Linked DNA regions of Homo sapiens: region 2 is linked to region 1. The links are chromatin contacts, found by Hi-C or POLR2A ChIA-PET in ENCODE. All regions are on one chromosome and are shown on one strand. Each heading gives the region's core, a stretch centred on a gene start or an enhancer-like site at or near the end of the contact. The rest is flanking DNA. Distances are from core to core; before and after follow the strand shown.

Region 1 (2,585 bases), core at 42-2,541:
TATAATTGCCAACTTTGCTGCACTGAGTCACATGTTGATTTCTACCTAATGAAAAATCCAGAGCAGGCTGGAGTCTGACAGATAGAGCCCGATTCGCTATTTACTCTGGTGCTAATCACAATCATGTTTACAGGAAAATGCCCTCATCTGCTTCCAGCAGCTCCAGCCACTCAGCCATGTGAGCGCTGTCTTCAAAGTCAATTGCCTGTCATTTTGCTGATTTATGTTGAGCAACTGCAAGGACCCCTCGAGGTATTTGTAGCTAGCTTGATGATTCCCAGCTTATAAAGTGGCAGTGGGCAGAGCATTTCAGTTCAAATTCCCATCAAGACAGAATTTAAATCCCCAGCCCTGCTGCTCATATTTGCAATGTGAGCACTTTAGATAAGCAGAAACCATCAAACCCTAAATGCTGGGGGAAATACAACCTGGATTTCTTCAAATGGAGCCTAAGCCCAAATCTTCTTTCAGACCTTGGATAGGAAAGTGATTCTAACAGTTTTTAAAAGAGTGATCACATATGCTTTTTCCCAAGAAGTATTAACGACTGAGGCAAGACGGGCACTATCAGATTAGATTGGAGAAGCCGGGAAACGAATTTCCCTCACCGCCTGCCTGGATTCTTAACGTTTCAACCAGCAGAATCTAATTTCTTTGGAATTACTTGCCCTCTAACAGAAGTTTTCTTTTTAAAATGAAAATATTGCCGAAAAGGGAGACCTATTAAATTACTAACCCATTAGCTTCTGGTTTAGCTTCAATCTTAGAGAAGCCCAATTCCTTCTAAACCTGTCTCGCCCTACACTGAAAGTGCTGGAGGTGCAGATCTCAGTGCACTGGCCTTGGCTGCTGAGATTCAGGGAGGTTAGATGGCGGGTAGAGTCACCCATGCGCTGTGGGATGGGGGTCCCTTCCATGCACTCTCCTGGCAAGTCCTGAACCACCAAAGGTGTAAGTGGATGTATTTTTCAGGTTCTCCCTTACAGCACTTTGAAGTCAAACACAAGATTTAAGGATTGCTCACAGCCTGCATTTTCTGTATTTCTGCATTTCTTGTTCACTCAACGTCTCAGGTATTTAATTACATACTCACTGTTAGGGCTCAGGGAAGCTGTTTAGAGGTTCAGCTCAGCCCCTTCGGGTCACAAAACTGAAATACAGTGACTTCCCCAAAGTCAGCAAAGCTCAAGGATCCTTAAGAACCCAGACATGTGAGATACTGAGTAATCCAAACTGAGGCCAACTCCAAAAAAGGGCTCCATTGACTCATCTTTCGGTCATCTCGCTCCAGCTCTCACTTAGAGAAAGTGCGTATTTCTTCCATTTAGAAAAGACTGCTCACGCTTTCCATGTCATTACATTTCTTTATTCCTCTCTTTATATTCCAGCTGCCTTTCTTCGTGTTTTTTGTCACTTGCCCTATTTAGCCATCTCCAAACTAGCTACCTGCCTCCGTGCCATGGAGCATGCTTTTCTGCAGCTCGGCCTCACGATTCTAGGCCAGCTTTTGCACCCCCTACCCCCTCCATGCTTATAAAACTGGGTTCCCTGCTCCCTTTCTGTGTGCTGTTATGCTTCAGAAGCGCCACTGGGTGGCAGTGTCTCAGAGCAGTCCTGGGCCCTGCAACGTGGCTTTGGGCTGGGCTGCTGGTTGCTTGTCTGTTACAGCACAAACAGGCCTGTGTGGACAGGCAGAGCAACGAGACAGCCACAGTGGTGCTCTGGAAAGGATGAGTATTAGATATTAAGGAAACGAGGGACAGAGGTCTGCGTACTGTGTCCTTTCGGAGCTTGCACTAGCCACAAGGCTGACATCTGCCGTCATTCTAACAAAGGAATCTCAAATCCTGAGGCTGTTTGGGAGGTGTCCTTGAAAAGAATGACTATAACCCTTTGCCCTCCCTGTTTTGATTTTCAGCCTACCATTGGGCCCTGATTCATCCATAAAAACAACAACCAAAAAATAAAAAAAAAAGGCAATCCCCGTGAGCATTGTGTGTTTGCTGGACAGGATAGTAATGGCTTAATCCTTCTAATGGCTTTGGTCACTGCAGGATATTAGCTATTAGAAGGGTCTGTTTAAAAGGGGGTGGTGGGGGAAGGTAGGGCCATCTGCTGATTATAGCATGCATGAGGAATGAAGGGAACATTTAAAGAGACACCGTCCATTGATTTAGACACAAATAATTAGTTTGTAGTTGAAAAGGCATATTTAGGGCTTGAATTTTAGTATCTGAATCATTTGCTTAAAGTGCAAATGTGATGTCTCAGACTGGAGATGATCCCAGGAACTATTTGATTCCACCTTTCATGCTTTTTGTAAAGAACTTCTCCGGAGACTAAAAGGAATGTGGCCTGAAATGCATCAACATTGACGTCATGGCTTGGAGTCTGTGGAAGTCAAACCAAATGTTTTTATTATAAACAGGTCAGCCCAGGACCAAACTGTGAAGTACATGTTTGATTTCCATGTGTCCCACCCCCAGCCCCAGCCTTGGCCTCTGCACAGAAAATAGTTCCCAACATCCCACCAGGTGGCCCAGCCCCCTCCTCACTGACTCCCCACTTCACCTTCCCTTCCAGGC
Region 2 (2,585 bases), core at 64-2,563, 750 kb after region 1:
CTCTGCCTCTCCCGGTTTTACAAGAGGTGGGAAACCCAGGCCCAGAGGGACACAACCCAACCTTGCTGATTTGGTCTACAAAGGATCTGTCAATTTACTTTGCAAAGTAAGTCATTGGTATTTACTTTCTCCTCCTCCTCCTTCTTTTGCCGTCCATTCAGAAATGTCTGAATGATCACTGCTGCGTCAGCCTCTGTGAAATTCAACTCTGTACACAATCAACAGAACAGATGTCCACACAGAGTAAGTTACAAGAGGGAGTCCATATCACAAAGCTAACTGCCTGACTTAGATGGCTGAAATTCCCAGGCATTTCCACATTTATACATTGTATTCGGGGAATAAAACAAAAGGCTGCTGCTAAGGTCTGAATGTTTGTGTCCTCTCAAAATTCACGTTAAAACTGAACTCCCAAGGTGATGGCATTAGCAGGCAGGGCCTTTGGGAAGTGATTAGGTCACCCTGATGAACGGGATTAGTGCCCTTATAGAAGAGATCCCAGGGAACGCTCTTCCTCCTTCTCCCAGGTAAGGACACAGCTAGGAGGCACCATCTATGAACCGGAGAGCAGGCTTTCCCCAGACACTGAATCAGCTGGCACCTTGATCTGGGACTTCCCAGCCCCAAGAACTGTGAGAAATCAGTTTCTATTGTTTATAAGCTACCAGTCTAGGGTATTTTGCTATAGCAGCCTGACTATAGCAGCTGGATTAGGATTGCCATTTAGAGTTATAAGCTTTTTCAGATGTTCATATAAAGACATTTTACTTATCATTTGTTTTCATTAAATTAAGTAAATAAAAATTTTTAAAGTTACTCAAACTGTGTTCTATGGTGCTTTAATTTAACTTTCTTATTCATTACCCTACTTATTCATTCCTTATTCCAGATAAAAGCCTTTGTGAAGGTCAGTGTTATGTATTTAATATATTTAAGAAAACGTTGCATTTATAACTCATTCATTCCTTGCCAAAGTATCCGTGGTTCCAGGAGAAAGAGCCAACGCGGCTATATTTGCCCCGCAGACAAGTAAGTGTTTCGTTGCCATTGGGTTCACGACATGCAGGTGCATAACATTCTCTGCCTGCACTTTCCGGGCCTTACTTACCATTCTTCCTTTCTATCGCATCTCCTTTCTTTCATTCCTTAAGCCTGTGGGAATCCTGCCACCAAGCCCTCTGATGGGAAAATGCGTCCACTGTTTTCTTTAGCTGAAAACTACCCCTAAACTACTGAAGGGGAAAGCCCAGCGCTGGGGAACCGGTGTCCGCCAGGGGGAGCCGTGGTTTCTGTCTGGGGACGCAGCGCTCCGGGCCAGCACCTGGCTGCGACGGCTGCGCGGGGACGCAGTGCGCGCGCCTCACGCGCCGCGAGCTGACTCAGGCTTGCAGGTTGCAGCGGCGCTCGCCTGCCTGGGCGCTGCGGCTCGCGGGGTGCCGGCCTGCAGCCAGGGGCACGGGGCCTGGCGCAGAGCCAGGCGACGAGCGACGGGGGCTTGAACCAGCTTGGGCCCCGCGACCTGCCCCGGCCGGGGGTGGACGGCGCGGCGCCGGGCAGCGAGCACCTGGGCGGGGACGCGCTCGGTGAACGGGGTCACAGAGTCACTAATGGCTCCCGCCACCCCCGCCGCCGCCGCCGCCTCCCGCAGCCGCCCGCGCGGCGGAGGAAATGGACCTGCCAGAGGATTGATCTCCCTGGGAAATGGCTGCGTCGGCGCTGCGGTTCCAAGGAGTCTGGCAGCCTCGCTGCAGTGTCCTTCCAGAGCCATCCCCTGCAGCCCTCGTGCCTCTCTGCCCTTTTTTTCCTCTTACAAAAACAAAATGTTTCTAAATTTCCAGCCAGGGGGCCCTATCCTCAATAGATCTGTCATTCACTGGGGCCCTTGAAATCATGGGTCATTGCAAGCAATTTTCTAAACTTCGTTTTTAGCTGGGGAAACTCCCCAGGGTCTGTGGTCAAGGGAGAGCAGGGGTATTTAAAAGCTGACCCTTGTAACCCACTGCTCTCCCTTCTCCTTTGAAGATAAAGGGAGGGCGGGGTTCTGAACACTGACTCGAGGAAGTTTGGGAATTCTCGTGCCCACGTTCCTGCTAAGGAGTGGCTAGTGGAGCGTGAGAGCAGTTACTGTGAGCCAGACCCGTGCTAAGCCCCACATTGAAGGCATTTCGTGCTCCAAGGAATCCGATCACTCTCATTTTACAGAGGACAAAATCAGGGCTCAGCGAGGCCTGGTCATTTGCCAAAGCTTACACACCTAGGCTCTGCCAGAGGCACCCTTGTCACTTAACTCCCCGACTGAGTCCCCTTAACCTCCACCCAGAGAGGAGAGGTTCCCGGAGTGGTTTAAGAGATAACAACTCCCCTATTGACGGGGGCGAGGAGTAGGCAAAGTGGGATCCCCAAGCCATTGCCAGAGACTTCCGGGTTCAAGAGTGGTTCAAGAGTCCTTGTGTACAAAAAGAGCAGATAAAGAGTTTGCTTCAGGCACTCTCAGCATCAAAGTCACCTAACATTTGCCCAGCTTAGGGGGTGGGGGGAGTTTGGGGGGTATATCAGTTTGCTAGGCATAGTATAATATCATAGAC

The links. A loop is a pair of places that touch in the nucleus more often than their neighbours do. ChIA-PET counts read pairs that join two places held with the same protein, here RNA polymerase II (POLR2A). Pooled maps may share reads with other maps.
Region 2: a pooled map shows a loop between it and region 1 (3-fold over the local background). The contact joins two enhancer-like sites. A Hi-C loop is called at or near these places in 1 of 168 maps with a recorded cell type or tissue (sciatic nerve) and 4 of 50 pooled maps. POLR2A ChIA-PET finds 5 or more read pairs at or near these places in 1 of 52 experiments (A673).

Annotation. Positions count from the first base shown.
Region 1 is chr13:30,864,542-30,867,126 of GRCh38, reverse strand. No RefSeq gene overlaps it. Among named protein-coding and RNA genes, the nearest start is that of LINC00545, 17 kb to the left of the region's middle. Within about 2 kb of position 1,291, at least 29 of the 41 ENCODE cell types and tissues checked have a DNase peak (open chromatin) inside an H3K27ac peak, as active enhancers do.
Region 2 is chr13:30,113,864-30,116,448 of GRCh38, reverse strand. No RefSeq gene overlaps it. Among named protein-coding and RNA genes, the nearest start is that of LINC00365, 6.3 kb to the right of the region's middle. RefSeq lists a silencer at 1,306-1,655. Within about 2 kb of position 1,313, at least 26 of the 41 ENCODE cell types and tissues checked have a DNase peak (open chromatin) inside an H3K27ac peak, as active enhancers do.